Linked DNA regions of Homo sapiens: region 2 is linked to region 1. A link is an interaction called in ENCODE POLR2A ChIA-PET data of the cell type or tissue named here. Cell type or tissue: OCI-LY7. All regions are shown on one strand. Each heading gives the region's core, and the rest is flanking DNA. Links, peaks and the distances in the headings are about the cores only. Region 1 overlaps CADM1 (cell adhesion molecule 1). Region 2 overlaps BUD13 (BUD13 spliceosome associated protein).

What was found. ChIA-PET counts read pairs that join two places held together with the same protein. Peaks named below come from ENCODE experiments on the same cell type or tissue, not always from the same donor. Only the 100,000 strongest peaks of a DNase experiment are listed, where the experiment ranks them.
Region 2: POLR2A ChIA-PET joins it to region 1 with 11 read pairs; 2 of 35 experiments call an interaction of 5 or more read pairs at or near these places.

The regions. Positions count from the first base shown.
Region 1 is chr11:115,386,846-115,394,845 of GRCh38, reverse strand. The region is part of intron 1 of CADM1 (cell adhesion molecule 1); the gene reads left to right. Among named protein-coding and RNA genes, the nearest start is that of CADM1-AS1, 5.9 kb to the left of the region's middle. In OCI-LY7, for the core only: no CTCF peak of the experiment used is centred there; DNase peaks (open chromatin) are centred at 3,045 and 4,165; H3K4me3 peaks cover 2,242 bases; H3K27ac peaks cover 2,309 bases.
Region 2 is chr11:116,734,565-116,751,096 of GRCh38, reverse strand. BUD13 (BUD13 spliceosome associated protein) reads left to right here. Exons shown (of 10, transcript NM_032725.4): 10 at 2,522-2,924. The coding sequence ends at 2,615. Among named protein-coding and RNA genes, the nearest start is that of BUD13, 30 kb to the left of the region's middle. RefSeq lists a silencer at 8,031-8,130. In OCI-LY7, for the core only: a CTCF peak has its summit at 8,118; a DNase peak (open chromatin) is centred at 8,116.

The DNA of each region.
Region 1 (8,000 bases), core at 1-8,000:
TTTTTAAAAAAATTGGCTTCAAAATTTTAGGAAATTTTGCATCAAGACTATAAAACAAAGTCATGTGGCTCGTAGGGAAATCAACAGAGCTCCTGTTTCAGAAACTTGATTAGCACTGGAAATTGAACTTTAGTTTTTGACATTGGGTTCCACACTATGCACCATCTCTGTAGTGTGCTCAGTCTGCATGCAGATTGTTTTCCTTAAGCTCTTTATAAATAAGATGACATTAAAAGAATAGTTTAATCATGTTTTCGTTTTTCAATATGTAACGCTAGAGAAGACGAGAAGTAGATTTCTTCATCTCATAAAACAAACTACCTTTGCAATAAAGTTCTGACTAAAACTTAACCCGGCATTTTTTTTTTCATTTATCTTGGTTATTGCTTTTCACATGTCTCGTGGTTCTTGTAAACATGATTTTCCCTCTGGAGCTAGATAGAAAGCTAAAGTCATAAAGGAAAGTGTTGGTATCCAAGCATCTTGCTTCTGATGTTTAGCCTTAAGAAATATATTTGAGCTTAAAAGAAAAGTAATAGGTTTGCTTGAATTTTCTTACTTTTCCTTCACATTCTCTTTTACTGCATCTATGGATAGCTCTAATACTTGCTTTAGATAGAGATCTGATGTAATTTTATAAAGCAGTGCTGTAAGATGACTGCAAAGGATGTTAATATTTCTGTTGACACTGCCTTGTAGATTTCCAATGAGCATGTGCAGATGTTAAGTCTGTAGATCTAGATCTGTAAGCACAACCATTGTCTTTGTTCTAAATGTTTGAATTTGTTTTAGATAGTCAAAATGATTACTCTACCTGTACATACTATGAAAAAGGGCTTCCCTAAGAGCTTGGGTAGTTTTTTCTTCTGACCATCCAGAAAGGTTTTTTGTTTTCTTTTTTTTTCTTCAATAAATTCAGCCTTTTCATAGCAGATGATTTATTACCGTGGTCGGTGACTCTGTATTTGGCTGATTTATTGAAAAGTCCATTTATTATCAGTAACTTTAGTTTATATTCATGGTAAGGACAGTGCTAATGCCATAATGCTTTGTATTTTCTCATTTTTTTCAGGTTTGTTCCTCTTTCATAGCTATGTGGATTAGGAACTAAAACTGAAAAGATCCCTTGTCAAATTTCAGATTGAATTTTAAGATACAAATTTTAATGAGATAATTTTGGAATGAATGGACCCTATAAGGTTATTCAGAGCTGTGGATTTTTTTTTAATAGGGGAATAAGAATGCATTCTGTTTTTAAAAAATGCTACCTCTATGTTTTTTTTTTTTCAGATACTGTTAACATTTGCTCTTTTTTCTAATACTTTATTTACTAAGACTTCATTCTTCTGTTTGATTAATGACAACCCCGAAAAGTATATTTTATCCCAACTTTTCTATTAAGTCTTTCTTTCCTTCAGTCTTCTGTGAAATCTGTTTCATTTAAAATTTTTTTCTAATTCTAAAGGTAGAATATCTTTATGTTGATAAAAAAGATAATCCATAAAAGTATAGTTTAGAGGATAAAATTCAGCTATAATCCTACCACTCAGAGAAAAATATTCTTGATATTAATATTTTTCACCTTCCATGCATATTACCATGCCTAGTTCAGATTAGACTCTTCTTGTTTTTATTTATTTAATATTGTATTATTTGCAGTCTTCTGTCTTTGTAAATATTCTTCAAGCATATGTTTTAAAGACTATATAATAATTAATTTTGTGGATGTATCATAATTGAATGGGCTATTTCTCCTTTTTTTTTTTTTTTTTTTTTTTTGGAAGAGATGGGGTCTCGCTATGTTGCCCAGGCTGGTTTGCAGTGGCTATTCACAGGTGCAAGCATGGCATACTACAGCCCTGAGCTCCTGGCCCAAGAGATCCTCCCTGGGCCCAGGAGCCTCAGCCTTCTGAGCACATGCGAACTACAGGTGCACAACTACTGTGCCTGGCTTGTTTCACCACTTTTAATCCTCTAGATTTTTCCAGAATTTTGCTATTGTAAATACTGCTTTCATGAATATCTTTGTATTTGATCTTTGCCTCTATTATATAGTGTTTCTTTGCAGGTTTCACAATTGAAATTCCTGGGTCAGATAATGGTTGTCTTGATTTCCTTCCTCCTGGCTGGAAATGACCATCTCACCACATGGTCATTTGTGTTTGGGAATGCGAATGTTAGTTTTTAAAGTATCTGATAATTATGCAGAGGAAAAATATAATTTTGCTTTAATTTGTGTTTATTTGCTGTCAGCGAGGTTGTTTTCCTCCAAAAGTTTATTAACCATTTGGTTTTCTTTTCAGTAGGGTTTTAGGTTCTTTAACCCATTTCTGAATCAATGTTTAATGTGTACGTATATGTGTGTCTGTGTGGTGTTTAATCAATGTAAATAGGCTTTTTAGAGTAGAGGTAATAAGCCTTTATATGTCCTATTATAACTCTTTAGAAATTCTCTGCCTAATTTTTGCCTTTTCTGCTTGAATAGGAAAAGCTTTAAGAAATCATTGAACTTAATGAATGATTCATTTATTTAACAGACACTTATTGAGTATCTATTACGTGCCAGGCACTGGAGTAAATAGACAAATATCTCCCCCTGCATAGAACATATATTTGAGTGGGGAGTAAGAAATAAACAATTAACACAATAAATGAACAAATTGTATAGTATTTTAAGAATGACAGCAACTATGGAAAAAAATAAGCAAGGTAAGAAGGACTAGGAGTACTAGGGAAAGGATTACAATTTTAAATGGGATGGTTAGGACTGGCTGTAATGAGAATATGACATGTGAACAGAAACGACTTGTTGTTTTTCTTGTATAGAAATATTTGTTCTTTGTGGTGATATTGTTAGTGTGGGCCTGATATTTTGTTTTTTTAATAACACAGATTTAATTCTGTGCTCTGTGGGTGATCTCCTTTTTAGGATAGCTAAAATGAATCACCTTGGTCCAGAGCCCTGCTGTACACTGTTGAAGGGGTCTGTAAGTTGATCTTCCTGTCTGCATGCATGGGCGGGAACTCTGCCTTTAATCAGGCTCCACCAGCTGTAGCACCAGAGCACTGAGTTTGTGGCCTTTGTATGTCAGAATGTGCATAGCTGTAAGAGAAGTTTTGTCAGTGTGAATCTGAGGGTGGAGTGAGATTTCTTCACCACCTGGTGAGAAATAATCTGTCTTGCAGTAAGTGCTAGTGTTGTTTTGTTTTGGGGAAAAAGGAAAAAACATTTTTCATGATGCAGGTGTTGAAATTTCTGGATTCCTCTCTCCCTCCCGCATCCTCCTCCTCTTCTCTTTTGCCTTTTCCTCCTTCTCCTTTTATTTCTACTTCTTTTTCTTGCTTAATTTTAGAATTTGATTCTGTTGCTGGATGTTATTTATTCTCTGGCATAACCATTGCAGTTCGTTTTTGGAGCTGTGCTCCACGGCCATTCACATTTTAGAATGGAACTGTGTTGTTTTGTCATTCATCACTCAAGTCTGAAAGACCATTGTAATCGTTTTGCTGATAAAGAACATGAATGTAAAGAAGAAATAGTGGTAAACCAGACAGCCCTGAGAGTGTGTTGTCTTGAAAAGGAACATGAGATCACAGAGAAGTTCTTTATTTTTGTTCATTTAAATTGATGAATTCTTTAAATTGTATGTCTAATTGTACTCATTTTTTTTATAGTTTAATGCAGACAGGTTATAAGATTCTAGACGCTAATTCACACTGATTTCTTTCACAAGTTAGGAGACAATTGTTGATTCATAAAACATGAGAGGAACTTTGGGTAATTGTCGATTGCATGACTATTCTGTGCATTTCTATTGCTTTGCTATCGGCAGTCATTAAATGGATTCAATTTGAAATCTGAATGAGAAATTAGTGTATTCTTATGAATGTGCCTCACATAAGTTTTAAATGAAGTGTTTGACTTTTTCATACATATCAACTTGGCAAAAGAATTTTAATTATTTTATTGGCTGAGTTTATGAGATTCATAGTTCAAGATTACTCAAACCAGGGTACATTTAGAAATAAATACAATTAAATGCTCACAAATGTGAAGGTCTTAAACAGGAACTGAGCTGTAATAATTGTTTAATCTAGAAACTTCCTCTTTTGTTTTGCTATACACTATTCTCTTAATACTCCCACCCTCCCCCAACCTTTTTTTTTTTTTTTTTAAGAGTAGCCTAACCTTTTGCTGGTGACTCCGGGAACCTATTAGAAAATGAATGGTGGTGCTGTTTCAGTTTTCCTTTCAGCCTTTCAGTTAACTAAACACTTACATCTGATCATTGTCACTTAGTTTTTCAAAGCACAGGTGTTTTCTCTTACCCTTCTTTCTCTGCCTCAGTCTCTCCCCTGCTTTTCTCCTTCTCTCCCTCTGTCCCCTACTTCTCTTCTTCCTATATTCCTCTACACTTCCTCTCTCCTTCTCTCTCTCGCCTCCCTTCCTCCCTCTCCTCCCTGCCCCCCAACCCTTTCCCCTTCTCCCTCTCTCTCAGTGAATATCACCATTTCCCAATATAATTGGGCTTGTCCAGTTCGACTTGTAGAATATTGGAGAATTTCAGCTTGAACATATACTCTGAGCAGGAGTGGTAAGAAATGTGACTGTTTAGCTCAAAAATTAATAGCTTGAAATCAGTGAAGCCACTGTCACATGCTCCATCTTTGTAAGCACCACTGCTTTTCCTTTTTTCTCCTGTGACATGGGGGGAGGTGGGATGGGAGGGTACACAGTAATCCCACTATCCTCTGATGGCTCAGAATAAGGAGAAAAGAGGCATTAATGGCTCATGAATGTGTGGATGCACAACTCTAAATAAGTACCACTTACGACTGTCTCCTAGTATGACTATGACTTCTCTGTTTTAGTTCCCATCTTTGAGACTACAAGTAGCTCAGATTCGATTTTGATAGTCGCACATCCACAGTATAATTTACTTACATAACAGGTGTTCCTGAAGATAAGTAAATGTAACTTATTCCTACTAACTTCTATAATTTAAAGAATAAAGCTTCTTTTGTATTATATAATTATTAGATTATATATCTAATTAATTATTAGTAGAAGAGAAAAAAAATCATCCATGAACCATCTCCTAGGAACAGATGACCAATATTGATAGTTTCTTGGATTTCTTTATAGGCATTTTTGTCTAAGGTTTTTCCTTTTATCTGCCTGTTTTACTTAGTTGTGATCATGCTATATGTATCATCTTTAGTCCTGTTGTTTGCACTTAATATCATGTCATGTGTTTTCAATTGTTATAAACTTTTGTAAACACATTTAAATACTGCATAATGTTCTTTGGAATTTACATAGCATAATTTAACCATTCTCCTCAGTTTTTGAAAACTACATGTGGTATTTTCAAGTTGCTTGCTTTTATAAACAATGCTTTGACAAATATCTTTGCACATATGACTTTTTCCACATTGAGGTGATATTTCCAGAAATAAAGTTATGAGATTAGGAACACCGTGTATGTTATTTTAAATTCACAAGGCTGTGTGAGTGAAGACATTGTTTTGTTTGTCTGTTGTTGTTGTTTACATTTTTTATTTGGAAATCGTTTCAAACTTACTGAAAAGTTGCAAAAATAGTACAATGTATACCCGTATTCATTTTACACGGATTCGCCTCTTATTGACATTTTGTTCCATTTGCTTTATCATTTGTGTCTGTGAACTCTCCCTCTGTCTTTTTCACTCCTTCCTTCTTTATCTTTTTCCCTTCCATCTTTCTCTGTGCATTTTTTCTGAACCATTCTAGGGTAAGTTGCATCCACCATGTCTTTTTGCCTCCAAATACATCAGAGTATATTTCCGAAGAATAAGATTTTCTTATGTAACTATGGTATAATTATTAGCTTCAGGAAATTTAACATTGACATAATACTTTTATCTAATCTTCTGTCAGCATTCTCCATATTTCAGTTTGGTCAGTTGATCTAATGATATCCTTTATAGCAATTTTCCTCCCTACAGTGCAAGATCCAGTCCAGGATTACATATTGCATCTAGCTGTTATGTCTCTTCAATCTACTTTAATGGGGAACAGTTCTTCAGGCTTTCTTTGTCTTTTGTGACATTGACATTAAAAAATATACAGAACTCCCCCACCTCTTTTATTTTTTAGGTAAAAAAGTTTTGAGTTTGATGTTTTGTCATGATGAGATTAAGGCTGTGTATTCCCAACCAGAATAATACTGAAGTAACATGTCCTTCACTATTATTCTGGAGATTACACTATTACATCCAGAGGTACCCAATGTCCTTCTACCCTTTGTTGGTGATAGTAATTTTGGTTATCTGATCAGGGCATTGCCTGATTTTTCTACTGTATAGTTACTATATTAACCCTTACAACTAATAAGCAATCCGTGGGAAGGCACTTTAAGAGCATGCAAATATCTTGTTCCTCTTCAAAACTCACCCCTTAGATTTAACATCTATTGATGATCCTTGCTTGAACCAGTCTTTTCTATGGTGATTTTCCAACTATAACACTTCATCAACCTTTACCAGTCAGTAGTTAGCATTCTCCTATAAAGAATTTTTCTATCCATTCATCCACCCATCCACCCATCCACCCACCCACTCTCATTGTCTGTCAGTCTGTCTATCCATCTATCTGTCTGTCTGCCTGTCTGTCAGTCGTATTGACTTATAGACTCCCCTTTTTAGTGGTGTATAGTTCACTACTTTTCTTAATTATTTTGGTGCTCAAATTGTCCTAGATTTAATTGGTGGGGGCCCCTTTAGATTGTCTCTTGTGTTCTTCTAATATGCTCCCATCATTTTCTCAGCACTAACTTTTTCTGGTGTGAGATGTGCTAGGCTTATCTTGTCCTTTCCCTGCCCTAGCCCTGTAATCAACCATTTCTCTGATGACTTCTGTTTTTGTTTTTTGGGTAGTTTTGTTTGTTTGTTTGTTTTTTTTTTAGAGGAGAAAGGTATTAGAAACCAATATTGGGGTGCTAGGTGTGCTGCTTACTAACAGGGTAGATTTGATTCTAGGCCTTTTTTAGGAGACAGGAAAAATAATATACACACACATGCATGTGTGCATACACAAGCACATATTTTAGGAATTGTGAGTTCACACTAATACTTCCAAGTTCAAACCATTTTCACAGAGAATGCTTATCTCCATTCTATAATGTATTATTCTTCCACAGTGAAAACCCTGCTGCCTAACACATTTGTTCATTTACTCAGTCCTTTAATACATCTAAAAATAGATTCAAATTATGTCACCCATACTACTACAGAAAAAGACCTACTAAAAAGTTCAGGACATGTTTTCCCTCCACACTTTCTTAGAATAGGGTAGATAGTAAAATTTTGAGTTCGTAACTTATATTATTCTTTTTCTCACCTCTCTTCATAGTGGTTATGTTTTTAATTTGAAGTACAATTTCCCTTTGCTTCATTTTCCCTTTGCTTCATTTTCCTTTCAATTTTAGGTTTTTATCTTTCCCATCTTTGTTTATTAATTTTATTTTTTGAATATGTGGAACACTAATATGCTTTCCAAATTCAAAACTCTGTATAAAGGTATACTGAGACATGTATTACTGCTAGAAGTTGGTCATTTATTTATAGCAAATGGGGTTCATCTCTTCAAGTTTAAAATGATCAACTTTATTTTTTAATCAAGCATACTTATTAGATATTCAAAGAGAAGAAAAGCAACCCTTGATTCTTGTGACCAGCCTTAGCTTTTTGTATAGTAGAAAATAAGAGATGTTTGGTTCACAGATAAGGCAAGTGACAGGCACTTCACGACAGAGGCTTGCTTAGCCCCTTTGTCTGTGTACAATGGGTTATGTTCCCTGCTTCCATACACTGTTGCTACTTGGTTGTTGTTGTTGTTTTTATATTTTACTTCTTGATGCTAGCTTACTGGTGATAAATTTCATTAGTTCCCACTCTTCTAGTTTAACTTTGAAAACATCTTTGAATAGTGGGTATATCAACTATATGCATTTTTCAAG
Region 2 (16,532 bases), core at 3,681-11,680, 1.4 Mb before region 1:
TGAGCCTTAGGAGGATGTGAGTGATCAGGAAGTGCTTCCTAACGGATGAAATGTGGGAGCTGAGTTTTAAGGGATGTTGGTAACCAGCCAAGATAAGAAGGAAAGGAAGGATATTAAAGGAAGAGGGTCCTATATGTGCAGAGTCATAAGGCTATGAGACACCATGGTGTTACCAGGTGGTGGGGGTCCCTAAGTAATTTGCTGTTGTTGGATAGCATAAAGCGTGAGATGGATGAGAGAGGTTGGCAGACCGTGATCACAGAAGGCCCTGGAAGCCTATCTGAGGAGCTTGGTCTTCACCCTAGAGGTAAAGGGGAGACACGGAAGGATTAAAAACAGCTCTGCATTTTAGATAGACAAATCCATTATAGCAGTAATATGAAGGATTTGAAAGGTACAAGATTGGAAGTAGAACAGATACAAGGCTTTTGCAGTAGCTCAGGCTGAAAGTAATGAGTGTCTGAACTACGACTTGCAGGCAGTGGTAGTAAGGATGGTTAGTAAGAGAATAGGAAGTGGGGATGTGGTCAGGGGTGAGCTGGTGGGACCTGTTTGCTGATTTGGGGAAGAGGAAGGAGGAGTCATTGGATTTGGCAACAAGGAATGTCAGTGATGACCTGAAAGGGCTAGTTCCGTTGTGTAGTGAAACAATGGCCAGGTTCTAATGTATTAAGGAGTGAATGAAAAGTGAGGAAACAAATAGTGAATACAGGCTTTTTAAGAAGTTTAGATAAGAAGACCAAGAGAATGCATGGTAATTAAAGGGATTTGAGGTCCACTCACTACCTCCTTGAAATTCACCCCTGTATTGTTTTCCATGACACCCTACTCCTGGTTCTTTTCTCTGATCATTCTTGGCCACCTTTGCAAACTCCTCTTCCTCTGTGCACCTCTTAAGTCTTTCCCAGGGCTCCATCCATAATTTTTAGCTGTTCTCACTCTATGTGCTCCCTCTGGCTGATTCTTACCTAGTCATGTTTTCAACTATGACCTATATGTACATGATTTCCAAATCAGTATTTGCATCTTGGTCTGGTGTATTTAGCTGTTTGTTGGATTTCTCTATTGATTTAGACTTGAGAGATTTCAAATGCATTGTATTCAAAGCTGAACTCATCAGCTTCTACTGTAAGCCTGCTCCTACTCTTGTGCTCTCTAACTTGCCTCCTCCTTCTTTGTCCTTGTGTACCTAATCAATTAGTGCTGCTAATTAGTCTTACTAATTTTGCCTCCTGTGTCTTCTCTCTTCCGTCCCTCTTTATCATTGCCTTCATCATCTGTTGCCTGGACCATTGCAGTGATTTTCCTGCCCCAGATCCCCTCCAGAGTGATCTCTTTGAAATGCAGTTTAAGTTCTTGCTTTAAACCCATCGTTTCTGGATGAAATCTAAGCTTTTTACCATGGCCTACGCAGCTCATTATGCATTGGCCTCTGCGCCTTTCCAACTTTGACTCATGGCTGTTCCCTTTGTCATACTTCAGGTTCCAGCCATACCAGTTTGCCTTTGGTTTGCTGCACATACCAGGCCACTTCTTATTTCCGTGCCTTTGTTCTTGTTGCTCATTCTGTTCTGAAATGACCTCCAGACCCTTTCTGGCCCTTCCATCCCCAGTGCTGTAGTTAACACAGAGCCTTTACTGATCATTCTTGCCCAACCCTCATGTCACCTTTTTATCATACCTCCCCCAAGCTGATTAAGATACCCATTCTGTTTCCATGACACCCCATGCGTATTTCTACCAGAGTTTATGCTGTTCTTTTAATTTATTTGTTTAAATGTCTCTCTCTTCCACTAGTCTGGGAGTTCATCAGGACAGGTGCTGTGTCATACTCATTTTCATGTAGTGTCTACCATGGTACCTAGTATATAATGAAAATTCAATAAATGTTTGTGTAATGAATGGATAAAATATAAGATGTGGACATCAGCTGAGAGAGAACCAGGCTTTTAGAGTGGCAAACGTTTGAAATAGCTGTCAGAGTGGGGGAAGGGTGTGAACAAGGACTAAGAAAAGGATGAATGATATATTTTGTCCCTTTGATTCTATTGCATATGCCTTAAATATTTTCTTTTCTTTTTTGTTTCTTTCTTTCTTTTTTTTTTTTTTTTTTTTTGAGACAGAGTCTCTGTCACCCAGGCTGGAGTGCAGTGGCACGATCTCCGCTCACTGCAACCTCTGCTGTCCAGGTTCAAGCGATTCTCCTGCGTCAGCCTCCCGAATAGCTGGATTACAGGCACCTGCCACTGCACCTGGCTAATTTTTGTATTGTTAGTAGAGACAGGGTTTCACCATATTAGGCAGGCTGGTCTTGAATGCCTGACCTCGTGATCTACCCGCCTTGGCCTCCCAAAGTGCTGGGATTACAGGCGTGAGCCGCCGTGCCCGGCCATGCCTAAAATATTTTCATATGACTCCTTACTTTCCCCCCTTTTCATTATATTGTGAACTCTTCCCTTTCTTTTGAAACAAATGCCCCTTTCAGGGTTCTAGCTGAATAGTATGTCTCTTTTGATTGCAGATCCAATGGATTTGAACAGAAGCGCTTTGCCAGGCTTGCCAGCAAGAAGGCAGTGGAGGAACTTGCCTACAAATGGAGTGTTGAGGATATGTAACTTTCCTGAGGCTGTGGGGGTGGCTGGGCTGTGGTAGTGGGCATAGGCAGCGAGATATCCAGTGGTAACAGTTGTCTGTGCTAATAATTGGAGCCCACACAGACCAGCAACTTGTTGAATGCCAGTTTTGACCACAGAAGAATATTCGAGACCTGATGTTTGGACTGAGGTACCTGTACTTCTTGGGTGTGACAGCACCGGCTGTTGCTGGCTTTCAGAGGAAGCATTGATTTCTCATTGACCAGGGTTTGTTCTTGGTAGGGTTTTTCTTTTTCTTTTTTAAATAAACATGTATTTATTTTTTTAAAATTATCTTCTTAACTGGGTATTCTGTTTTGGGAAGAATACAGGCTAATATTGAACCTGTGGGGATTTGGGGGGTGGTGGTTGAATTTTTCACTAATCTAGAAAGCAGTGTGAGTAAAAACTTTCTTAGTGATAGATCCTTCCTCTGAGAAAACAGGAATTAGTACTAAACTAGACTCAGGAATAGACACACAGATATTTGGAGACATGGTGTATGATAAAGATAGTGTCACAAGTTAGTAGGGAAGAGATGGATAATAGTGCTCAGAAAATTGGCTTATTATATGGACAAAAATAAAGTTGAACCCTCATACCATATAAAACAAAAATCCCAAAGTGATTAAAGACCTAAATGAAAGATAACGTGATATACAGCTAGTAGGAACAAATGGCAAATGTTTTTGTGCCTTGGGGTAAAGATAAATTTCTTAAATAAGATCCCAAAGCACAATGCATAAGATTTGATAGCTTTGATTACTTTGTAATTAAAGGTTTCTATTTAGCAAAGCATCCCATAGTCAAAGCTAAAGATGGATACGGATTAGGAGAAAATATTTGCAGTGTCTAAAACTGACAAGGATTGCATATACAAGGGATAGAATATAGAAAGAGCTTCTGCAAATCATGAAGAAAAAGACAGATGAAATAAAAATATGCAAAAATATGAATAGGTAAAATCTAAAGAGAAAACCAGAGTGGCTCATAAGTATATTACCTCACTAGTAATTACAGATACGCTAATTAAAACACTGAGTTTCTACCTTACATCTTAGTTTGGCAAAAATAAGCAAGAGACTGATCTGATGGGGAATCAGAACTCATGGAATATTTTCTCTTCTTTTCTTTTCTCTTTTCCTTTCTTTCTTTTTTTTTTTTTTTTTAAAAAGACAGAGTCTTACTCTGTCATCCAGGCTGGAGTGCAGTGGTGCCTCTGCCTCCCAGGTTCAAGCAATCCTCCCACCTCAGCCTCCTGAGTAGCCAGGACTGTAGGCATGCGCTACACAATTTTTGTTTTTTTAGTAGAGATGGGGTTTCACCATGTTGGCCAGGCTGATCTCGTACTCCTGACCTCAGGTGATCCGCCCGCCTTGTCCTCCCAAAGTGCTGGGGTTACAGGCATGAACCACTGTGCCCGGCTACATGGAATATTTCAGCTGGTGTATTCATTTTGGAGAACAAATGAATGAAACTTACTGAAATCAAGTAATACCTAGGGAGCGATATTGCAGTTTTTAATAGTGTGGCTCTGGAGCTATACTGCCTGAATTTGAATCCCAGCTATGTCGTTTGCTAGCTGTGTAACCTTTGGTAAGCCAGTTAACTTCTCTATGCCTTAGTTTTTTCGTCTGTGAAATAGACATAATAGTACCTACCTCATAGGTTTATTGTAAGCTTAGAACAATGCCTGGCACACAGTAGTGTCACAGAATTATTAGCTGTTATTATTATCATTGTCATCATTATCATCAAGTAGGGCAGCCAGCTTCCACGATGGCCCCTAATGATCTCTGCCCTCTGGTATATAAACCCTTGTATAGTCCCCTCCCACAATAAATAAGGTTGACCTGTGTAACCAATAGGATGTACTAGAAATGTGTGACTTACGAAGGTAGGTCATAAAAGGTATTAAAATATCTGCCTTGTGCTATCTTGGATCCTTGCTCTGGAGGATGCCAGCTTCCATATCATGAGGACACTCAAGCAGCCCTCTGGAGAGGCCCAGGTAGAGAAGCTCTGAGGCCTCTCACCAACAGCCAGCACCAAATTGCCTTCTGTAGGAGTGAATCACCTTGGAAGTGCATCCGCCAGCTCTACTCAAGCCCTCCCTCAGGCTTGCAGCCCTGATCGACCTCGTGAGAGATCCTGACCCAGAACATCCAGCTCCAGATTCTTGAACCAAAGAAACTCTGAGATAATAAATGTTTAGTATTTATTTATTTATTTGAGGTGGAGTCTTACTCTGTTTCCCAGGCTGGAGTGCAGTGGTGTGATCTTGGCTCACCACAACCTCTGCCTCCCGGGTTCAAGCAATTCTCCTGCCTCAGCCACCCGAGTAGCTGGGACTACAGGTGCCCATGCCCAGCTAATTTTTGTATTTTTAGTAGAGGTGGGGTTTCACTATGTTGGCCAGGCTGGTCTTGAACTCCTGACCTCGTGATCTGCCCACCTCGGCCTCCCAAAGTGCTGGGATTACAGGCATGAGCCACTGCGCCTGGCCATGTTTAGTATTTTTTAAAAACTGCTTTATTGAGATATAATTTACATACTACACAATTCACCCACTTAAGGTGTATGATTCAGTGGCTTGTAATATATCACAGAGTTATGCAACCATCACCACATTTAATTTTAAAACATTTTTATCATCTTGTGGGTACAAGAAACCTTGTACCCATTAGCAGTCACTCCCCACTTTCCCCTAACTTCTCCAGCCTTAGGCAAACACTAATCTACTTTCTGCCTGTATAGTTTGCCCGTTCTGGACTTTCATATATTAATAAGATATGAGTGAGACTGTCATATAATATTTGGCCTTTTGTGTCTGGCTTTTTGTGCTTAGCATAATGTTTTCAAGGTTCATCCATGTTGTAATATGTATCAGCCCTACATTCCTTTTTAAGGCTGAATAATATTCCCTTGTGCGGATATACCACATTTTATTTATGCATCATTTGATGGGCATTCGAGTTGTTTCCACTGTTTGGGTATTATGAATAATGCTGCTGTGAACAATTCATGTATAAGTTTTTGTATGGATGTATATTTTCTTTTTTATATTCCTAGGGGTGGATATATTCCTAGGAGTGAAATTGCTGGGTCATATGTAACTCCATGTTTAACTTTTTGAGGAACTGCCAAACTTATTCCAAAGAAATGTATGCGCGTTCCAATTTCTCCACATGCTTGCCAACACTTATTATTTGTCTTTTTGATTATAGCCATCCTGATGGGTGGGAGGTGGTATATCATTATGGTTTTGATTTGCATTTTCCTGGTGGCTAGTGATGTTGAGCATCTTTATATATCTTTTGGAGAAATCTTTATTCAAATCCTTTGCCCATTTTTCATTTGGGTTATTGGTTATATATACACATACACAGGCACTCTCTTACGTAAAGGGTTCTTTATATATATCTTGGTTATAAGTCCTTTACTAGATACATGATTTGCAAATACTTTTCTCATTCTATGGGTTGTTATTGTTTTAAGCTGCTCAAGCATTTAGGGAAGGAAGTTTGCATTTAGGGTAGGTAAGCAACAGCAGTTACAGTTATAACCATAACAATTGTTATACAGCAACAGATAACTAATACTTTATGTACATACTTCAAAGTAGTTCCACTCCTGGCTATATCCTTCGGAGAAATTTGCATAAATCCTTGAGGAGTAGATACAAGGATGTTTTTCTATGTATAGTTTGGGTGGCAAGAATTTGGAAAAAACTTAGATGTCCATCACTAAGGAAATTGATAAGTAAAATGTGGTATATGCATATAATGGAGTTTTTTTTTTAAGTCAAATGCAAGCTGTTAGGAATTTCGTGAAATGGTAGACTTCAAGTGAAAAAATAAGGAACAGTGAAATTTAAAGCAAAAATCAGCTATATAAACACATGAAGTGATATTATTTTATAAGGAGGATATACACCTTAATCAGTAGAATAGGTTTGTGGGAGGGAACAGAATGAGACTAGAATGGAGAATGAAGCGGGGAAAGGGAAGCAAAGAGGGCTTTGCATGGATGAAAGTGATCGTGTATCATGAACTCAGGCCTGTGATAACTCAGTTCTGTGCACCTGAAGCCCTAAGTGCAGCTCCAGAAGCAAGGTCTGGTTTCATGGAATTGACATTTAGTACCCATATTAGTTAGGGTAGACTAAACTGCTAAAGCAGACTCCAAATAGACATGTGTTTCCCCCCTGCTCACTCGTGTAACATGCAGGTCGTTTCAGGTTGAGAAAGTAGGAGTGAGATACTCTATGAAGTTGTTTAGGGATCAGGCTGATGCCAGCTTCACTATGGCTTCCAAGGTTGTGTTGGGCATTACCATTTTAGTGAGTTGAGCAGAACGTGAAGGATTGCTTGGCAGATGTTACCGGCTAGCTCTAGAAGCGGCACACACTTCTACTCATATTCTGTTGGTAAGAACCTAGTCACAAGGCTCCCTCTTAATGCAAAGGAGCCCGAGGCATATAATATGCATCAGGAAGAAGGGATAAATGGATGTTGTTGGACACATAACATATTATCTTTGCCACATTATATACTTCTCAGACTTGTAAAGAAAGGCTGTCCATCCCCCAGCCATTTGAGACATACATAGATTTTTAAATAGTTTTGAGACCTGAAAATCCCGAAGGGAGTATCAGTTGGGGTCACTACCAAGTTAGGGATGTCTCTTCCCTAACTCTGGCCAGTGATTGTCAGAGAAGGGCTTAGGTAGGGAGATAAAATGTAAACTGGAATTGTGTCGAGAATCAGCATTTATGAGATGGAAGTACTTTATTTATTTTTACAGCTCAGATCTTGCTGTGTTGCCCAGGCTGGAGTGCTATGGCATGCTTGAAACTTGTGGGCTGTGATCCTACTGTCTCGCCTTCCCAAGGTGGCAGAGGAGGCATTCAACTCCTAGCTCATTGTCACACCCCTTCTGCACAGCTAGGTTTTGTTTCTGTATGGGTTCGGGTTTTAACTTCATTTTTGTGGGACCCTCACGCTGTTTCTTAGGAACACCTCACTCTTAAGAGGCTCAGAGGCTTTAGAAATCTGAAATCACTTTTTTTCCCTTAACAAAGGAATGTATTATTTATTTATTTATTCATTTTTTATTTTTTTGAGACCGAGTCTCGCTCTGTCGCTTAGGCTGGAGTGCAGTGGCACGATCTCGGCTCACTGCGACCTCCACCTCCTGGGTTCAAGCAATTCTGCCTCAGTCTTCCGAGTAGCTGAGATTACAGGCATGCGCAGGAATGTATTATTTATTTTTAAGCAGAGATTAAGGTGTAGGGAAAGCAGTTAGATTCTGTTTCAGGTGAGCTCTATGTTTATTTAGTAGGCATTAGTGAACATTTAAAAACTCCACCCCCTCCAATTTCTCTGCCTGTAAGTGTGAGAACACAGCACATCTTGTAGGGCAGAGATCGCAAGCCTGTCCAGTCCCTAGCTGACTGTCATTTCCTAGGCTGTCTACTAGAGGGCAGTGTGATATGCCTTTTCTAGACTGGCGAAAGCGGAGCCCTGGGTCTATACACACTTAATAATAGTAGGCCTTAGATCTAGAACATAATCCTGTTTCCAATATGGAAAAGATTTTCAAGAGAGAGACCTAGTATTTAGGTTTTGACCAGAATCTCCCTTACTTGGGCTTTGGAAACCTTTCTCTACGTGGAAGATTTTTTTTTTCCTTTTAATCAAATCTCCTTTCTTGCGCCTCCTCCACTTTCAAGTTTAGACTTAAGAAGCCATGAGCAATGTGAAAAACCTCTGAATTGTACATTTTAAAAGGGTGAACTTTATGGTATGATAATTATATCTGAATTTAAAAATATTAAAACAGGCCGGGAATGGTAGTGCATTCCTGTAATTCCAGCTACTCAAGAGGTCAAGTGGGAGGATCACTTAAGCACAGGAGTTCAGGACCAGCCTGGACAATGAGACCCCATCTCAATGAAATAAATAAAATTTAAAAAATGTAAAAACAACAAAAAAGAAGAATCACTGAGCAGACACTCTGGCTCAGATAGAATATAATAGTAGTAATAGACGTAGTAATAGACTGGAATGACTCAGTCTCTCCTTTATCTCTCCTGAATGATTCAAACTTGATGGTGTTGATCTTGGCCTTATACAGCTTCACCCTTTCAGAAAACAAGGGCACGTGGGCGATCTTGGTGGTAGGTTGATACTCAGGCAGTACCTGTGAACCCACCCCCTTGGGAGGGGACAGAGAGCAGTCTGCTGAAAAAGGAGTCAGTCTTTCCCTCCGCATATCACATCCAGCGCCCTCTGTCAGCTAAGGAATTACAAAGTGTGTGACTTTATCCTGTCACACGTAAAAATGCAATCTCTAGTGCTTAGTAAACAGGGCCTGTTTTCTTTATTTTCCTTTTAGTAGGAGAGGAAGCAATTGTGCAGAGAGGTTAACTTGCTCAAAATCGCTCTGAGTTGGGAAAGAGTCAGAATTTAAACAACAGATTCCTCTCCCTGCAGTTGTCACCCCCACCTATCTTCACTCCAGTAGCAAGGTAAGAGGTGAGGGGGCAGTCCAAGGGACTGTTTCCTGTCCAGAGCAGTTCTTACCAGGGGTTCTCATAGCCTCTGCAAGGAGGTCCTAGTGTACTTGAAGCTGAGTTCCCCAGTCCTGGAAGAACTGCTTGCTGGTAGTTTCAGTTTGGAACTCGGCTTTGAAGATCCTAACCAAGTGTGTTAGAGGGGCACGTGCCCTTGACTCGTGTGTGTGTGTGTGTGTGTGTGTGTGTGTGTGTGTTTTGAGACAGTTTCATTCTGTCACCCAGGCTGGAGTACAGTGGCGCGATCTCAGCTCACTGTAACCTCTGCCTCCTGGGTTCAGGCAATTCTTCTGCCTCAGCCTCCCCAGTAGCTGGGATTACAGATGTGCGCCACCACACCCAGCTGATTTTTGTATTTTCAGTAGAGACCGGGTTTCACCATGTTGGTCAGGCTGGTCTCAAACTCCTGATCTCAGGTGATCCGCCCACCTTGCCTCCCAAAGTGTTGGGATTATAGGCGTGAGCCACTGCGCCTGGCCCCTTGTCTCTTTTTGCCAGGGGCTTGGGAGGTGGTAGACAAGACCTCTGGGAAGAGAGGAATGCCTGTCTGGGAAAAAAATTATTGTTTTAATTGCTCTCTTTCATTAAGTACTTACTGTGTGTCAAACGTGTATGTTCAGTGCGTACTTACATTACCTCTGTTGTCAGGGAGAGATCAGTCTGTGAATGGTTGTAGATTAGGGAGAGCCACATTTCTGGGTCTCCCAAGAAAAGGGGGGTTGGGATATCCCAGCAGGATAAACTCTTCCTTGTTTTCCCCCATACATCCTGAAGTTATAGGACCTTCATGCTGATTACTTGTTGACAGAGAGCTTGGGCACTTTACCCTGGTCACTGTGTCCCCATCAAATTTGACAGTGCTGTTGCCAGCCAGGATGGCCGTCTCCTGCTTTGGCCAGCTCAGCTCTTCATGCAGATTAAGTAGTGGGCTGCCAGCCGGGGGCAGTTTCCTTCTGCACATGCTGGATATGTTTGCTGCCCGGGGTAAAAATAATGCTGCAGGATGGAGCCATGCCAAGGGGCTTCAGGTGGTATTTAACATCTCCTGGGGCTATTTCCTCCTGGGCTTCCAACTGCTGAAAAGCAGCTCCCTTCTGCTGCTCCCCCCAGTGGGAAGTTCAGTTTGTGGGGGGTTGAGGGGGGGCGAGGGGGGGTCCTTCTGACCTTCCCTTCATTAATTGGGCTTAGTAGGGGAAGTCAGTGGTGGTCAGTCTCCTAGAGTGAGAGGTCATCAAAAAGTAGTCCATGTTACCTCCTATCAAGTTACTTAACTTCTCTGAGCCACAGTTTCCTTATTTATTTATTTTTTGTTTTTTTTTTTGATACAGAGTCTCGCTCTTGTCCCTCAGGCTGGAGTGCAGTGGCGCAATCTCAGCTCACTGCAACCTCCGCCTCCCGGGTTCAAGTGATTCTCCTGCCTCAGCCTCCTGAGTAGCTGGGATTACAGGCTCCTGCCACCATGCCCGGCTAATTTTTGTATTTTTAATAGAGACGGGGTTTCACCATGTTGGCCAGGCTGGTCTCGAACTCCTGACCTCAGGTGATCCACCCACCTTGGCCTCCCAAAGTGCTGGGATTACAGGCGTGAGCCACTGCACCTGGCCACACAATTTCCTTATTTGTAAAATCAGGGTAATACCTCCCTTTCTGGTTATTGAGAGGATCTGAAATAAAGTTATCTAGCATAGTGTCTGGCATGTAGTAGGTGCTTAATAAATAGTTTCTTAAAATAGATACTTAAAGAGCATGTCTGCTGCCTCAGTGGCACATGTCCCAGTCTCTGTTGATCCTTCTCTTGTCTTATTCCTGGCTTTACCTGAACACCAGGGTCACAGTTCTCTGGCTGTGTTTGGAGAGCCAGTGTCTCTTGCTGGGTGGGATTGAGGGATGTACTATTTGAAGAAGAGTAGTCAAACAGGTGGGGATCTTCTGTCCCCTGGAGAGGGGGTGTCTAGAGGCGGGGGAGAAGTGATTGGCTTGTTCCAGTGATTCTTGCCTGTCTCATGGTAGCCTTCTATTACCCATTGCCCCTTGTCAGGGGAGAGGTGGGTGCTGGTGGTGGTGTCCAGACAGGACCCAGTTTGAATTTATTTGAAGCTGGGGACATAAGAACTAGTGGTGGGGGTGGGGAGGGGTGAGGAGTTCTCTGCATTTAACATTTAAGGGCATGTGGAATTTCAAAAGCAGTTTTCACCAGCATTTCATGTTTGTTTGGTTGTTTCTTTTGCCTTTGAGCATAGTGCTGGTTGGGGGCAGGGTGGCTTATGATGAAGATAGTCAGTGGTGGACTCCTGCATAGGTGGGTGGAACTCCATATAGGAAAACACATTACCGCTGGGCTTAGTGCGGTTGCTACGGTGTCTGTGTCTCCTAAGGGGCAGGAAAAAGAACAGTCTCTAGGAGCAAAAGAGGAAGAGAATTGAGTCAGGGGTTTTGTTCTCTCTCTGCTTCCAAAGCTGCAAGGCTGTGTCCATGAGACCTTGAGGAAGCCCCTCCAGTTCCTCAGTGGGAGGGAAGAAGGTTGGCCCTCTGCACTGGCTGTGTTTTGACAGAAGTAAAACTCTTGACTCAGCCTTCAAAGTTCAAGGGTGGGATATTGGGAGAGGATGAGCAGCTTTTTGGCTTGTTAAGAAAGTCACGTTTTTGGCCAGTATAAAGTGGAGGAGGCAGAGTGGGGTGAGGTGTGTGGGAGTCCTGTGGGATGGAGAAAGCAGTCTGCCAAGGGCCATGTTACCTGTGGGTGATGCAGAGAGGCTGTGGTCATAATGGGGAGCAGGTAGTGAGAACTCTGTGGGGAGGGCTGTGTTTGAACCACTGAGGTCTGAGCAGGGCCCAGGGCAGGAAGCGTCCTGTGTTCTCTGCCTATCCACCCTGCATTAAAGGGAGGGAAGCAGAGAGCAGGAGCTCTGGGGACAGGGAGGGGAGTGAGAGGGGGATGCCAGGTAGTGGGTGACTAGAGGACTCTTATCCACAGTCTCAGAGCACACAGAGATGGCTGAAGGATGCCACTTTAAGTGATACCTTCTGGTCATGCTGGCAGTAGCTTCTGTGCTCAGCACCATCTTCTGTCCCCCAGCTTTTGAGGGGGCACCTATGCTTTGGCAAATGGACTTTGGTTCTGAGGTTTGGTGTCTTAGGTTGCCTCAAGCCTGCACTGGTTTTGGGAGAGGAGGTAGAGGCAGCTGTGTCCCCAACAATAGATGACTGTGGCCAGCAGCTAAGGGAAGGGTCCAACTCTGGATCTCCACCGTGTGTGTGTGTGTGTGTGTGTGTGTGTGTGTGTGTGTGCCCAAGCTCTGGCCCTGCAGATGTCTATCTTTTCCTGCCCTCATCTCTGCTTCCCACACCCACCCCCCACCCACGTGCACACACCAGGTGTTGTCCTGAGACCTGAGACAGAGGGGTGAGCTGCATCTTGTCAGCTGTGTAGATCTGCCAGTAGCTCTACAGTGGCTCCCTTTCAGAATCTGGAATCACAAAATAAGAATCTCAGAGTTGGAAGATACCTTAAAGGGCTTCTAGTTATTCCACCTTCCCCATACCAATTAGTGTGTAAGTATTTCCATCAGTTCACTAGCTCAACTGCTGTTCCCCTCTAGTACCATGGAAATGCAGTGTTAATTCGATTAATCCTAGAATCAAAGTTGGAAAGAGCCTTCGACAAGAGCTAATCCTCACACTCACCCCAGTGCCAGGATCCCCTGGCAAAACACATTTATGTGATGTGCCGTTCCACTCACATTTGAACATATGTATTCCATTCCTGAGCAACTCTAGCTTTTTTCCAGTTGTCTTTCCCCATGGCTTCACCATTTGTCTGAATTATCCAACTTGGGGCTTATATAAAAAAAAGACTAACTCCTTTCTATCTGACACAATTTTAGATGTGTTGGGATAAATTTTTCTCCCTGTGCCCTACCTGTTTCCCTTCCTGGGCCCACAGCATTAAGCTAATAGGAGGAGAGTCTTGCATTAAAACTTATACAGGAAAGGAAGCAGACAATCTTTTACATAATAAGGTAGTAGGAAATTAATCTTCATACACGGAGTTTTATTTTTGAAATTATTATATTCTTATTTGTATAAATGTATGGAATAGAGGTGCAATTTTGTTCCATGCACAGCTTGTGTAGTGGTGAATTCAGGGCTTTTAGGATATCCATCACTTGCATAATGTACATAAGGCCCATGAAGTAATTTCTCATCATTCACCCCCCTCCCACCCTCTCACCCTTCCAAGTCTCCATTGTCTATCATTCCATGCTCTTATGTCCATGTGTACACATTATTATTATTTTTTGAGACAGAGTCCCACTTAGTCACCCAGGCTGGAGTGCAGTGGCGCGATCTCAGCTCACTGCACCCTCCACCTCCTGGGTTCAAGCGATTCTCTTGCCTCAGCCTCCCGAGTAGCTGGGATTACAAGCAAACACCACCATGCCTGGCTAATTTTTTTTTTTTTAATACTTTTATTAGAGACAGGGTTTTGCGTTGTTGGCCTGGCTGGTCTTGAACTCCTGACCTCAGGTGACCTACCTGCCTCAGCCTCCCAAAGTGTTGGGATTACAGGTATGAGCCACCGTGCCCAGGGTGTACGCATTATTTAGCCCCCACTTACAAGAGAGGACATGCAATATATGTCTTTCTGTGTCTGATTTGGTTTCACTTAAGATAATGGCTTCCAGTTCCATCCATGTTGCTGCAAAAGACCATGATTTCATTCTTTTTTTATGGCCGAATAGTATTCCATTGTGTATATATACTACAGTTTCTTTATCCAATCATCCATTGATGGCCACTTAGATTGAGGTTGATTCTATATTTTTGCTATTGTGAACAGTGCTGTGATAGACATATGAGCACACACAGAAGGTTTAATGGTGTTCATGGACACCTCCCCTAGAGGGCCTCATCCTTCTCCTCTACCCTCAGTTCAACAGCAGAACCAAGCGTGACAACCTGTGCCAGAGGCTGACACCAGAGGGAGAGGCAGGAGGAAAAGGATGCAGGACCCTAGAAGAGCCATAATGTTGCCATTAGAAGAAAGCTGCTGGGCCCATCTGACTTTTTTTTTCCCCCAGTTTCTTCAACCATCCTTTTTAATGCATGATTTCGAGTCTCACACTGACTTCTCTGAACTCATTCCAGTTGGAGTGAGCTGGGCCGTAATGTTCAAAGTGTGCTGATCAGAGTACAATGGGTATCACTTCCCTCAGTGTAGACATTATGCGTGTTTGTATGTGTGTGTTTATATGTATAGTGTAACCTCAAACTCCTGGGCTCAAGAGATCCTTCTTGCCTCAGCCTCCTGAGCAGCTGAGACTATAGGTGTGCACCACCATGCCTGGCTAAATTTTAAATATTTTGTAGAGATGGGGGTCACGCTATGTTGCCCAGGCTGGTCTCGAACTCCTGGGCTCCCTCTCACCTCAGCCTGCCAAAATGTTGGGATTACAGGCATGAGCCACCACACTCAGCTAGATATTCTATTTAATTAACTAATTAATTAATTTTTTTAGTGGGTTAAGGAGTGGAACGTTTAATAGACAGAAGAAAGCAGAGAGGAGAGCAGTTCCTTGTGAAGGAGAGAGAGATGTCTGAAAAAAGGCCTAGATAGATATTCTATTTTAATCAGTGTATTTAAGATTGGATTAGCTTTCTTTTTTTTTTTTTTTTTTTTTTTTTTTTTTTTTGAGATGGAGTCTCACTCTTGTTGCCCAGGCTGGAGTGCAATGGCACAATCTCAGCTCACTGCAACCTCTGCCTCCCAGGTTCAAGCCATTATCTTGGCTCAGCCCCCTGTGTAGCTGGGATTACAGGCACCTACCACCACGCCCGGCTAATTTTTATATTTTTTAGTAGAGATGGGGTTTCACCATGTTGGCCAGGCTGGTTTCAAACTCCTGACCTCAGGTGATCCACCCGCCTCGGCTTCCCAAAGTGCTGGGATTACAGGTGTGAGCTACCATGGCCGGCCTGGATTAGCTTTCATGGTGACCACATCACACCACGGATTCCCACTGCACTATCGTCAGAAGCTCCCGTGTCTCCTTTACACATATCGTGAGAAAGGAGATGGAGCCATGTTGCATCCATCTCTTTATTTGTGCAGTTGGTGTTTTGGACTCAGTATAGTTACCTTTAACCTCTAGAAATCCTACTTTCTTGTTCTTCTATGCTTTCTCAGCATGAAAGTGGTAGGATGCTAAGCTTTGTTCTGGTTTTTCTTGGTGCAGGAGAGGAGGAGGCCGGAATGGGGGTTACAACTTGGGCCCGGTTATACTCCTGAGGCTCAGATGAGCCCGGCCAACATGGCCTCATGCTGGAGAGGACTTAGCTTCTGAGTCAATTTGAAAAGTCTTTTAATATGAATTAAAGAGAAAGTGTGGGCTGGGGGCAGTGGCTCATGCATGTGATCCTAGTGCTTTGGGAGGCTGAGGTGGGTAGGTTGCTTGAGCCCAGGAGTTTGAGACCAGCCTGGGCAACATAGTGAGACCTTGTCTCTACAATAAGTTAAAAAATTAGCTGGGCATGGTGGCACCCACCTGTAGCCCCAGCTACTTGAGAGGCTGAGGTGGAAGGATCACTTGAGTCTGGGAGGTTGAGGCTGCAGTGAGCTGTGATTGAGCCACTGCACTCCAGCCAGGGTGACAGAGTAAGACTCTGTCTCAAAAAAAAAAAAGTTGTTGGCAAAGACAAAACTACTATTCAAGCACTCATCTGAGGTGCTAGGAGACCCCCGGGCTTTGTGGCAGGGGCTAGAAGGGCCCTGTCTGCCCAGTTATACTTAGGAACTGAGAATTTGAACTCTTGCTACTGCTCCCAGGACAGGATCTGCTTACCAATTCAGCCATTTTCTGAGTTTTCATGGCACTTTGAGGACAGCATTTATCATACTATTTTGTGCGTTGGGAGTTCCTATGGCCAGAAACTATTTCTTATTCATTTTCAAATCCCTAGCTCCAAAGCCAAGGTATTACACCCCAGAACTAATAGCTATCATTTATTAAGTACTAACTTAGGCACTAAAATTAGGTACTCTCCATATATTAATCTCACAACAACCCAACAAGGTTAATGCTAATATTTCCATGTTGTAGGTGAAGAAACTGAGGCTAAAGACCACAGCTCTACCAAAGCCTCTGCTCTTTCTTCAAATGAATGAGTGAGTCGGGGGCGGTTGCTCTGAGTGAGAGTGGGCCAGAGTGGGTTCAGGGCATTCAGGAGCCACCACAGCTCATTCGTGGAGGTGTCTAATCAGCTATGCTAATTGATTGTCGTGTCTGCAATATCAGATGCATGCTTAATTAGCACATGAACTC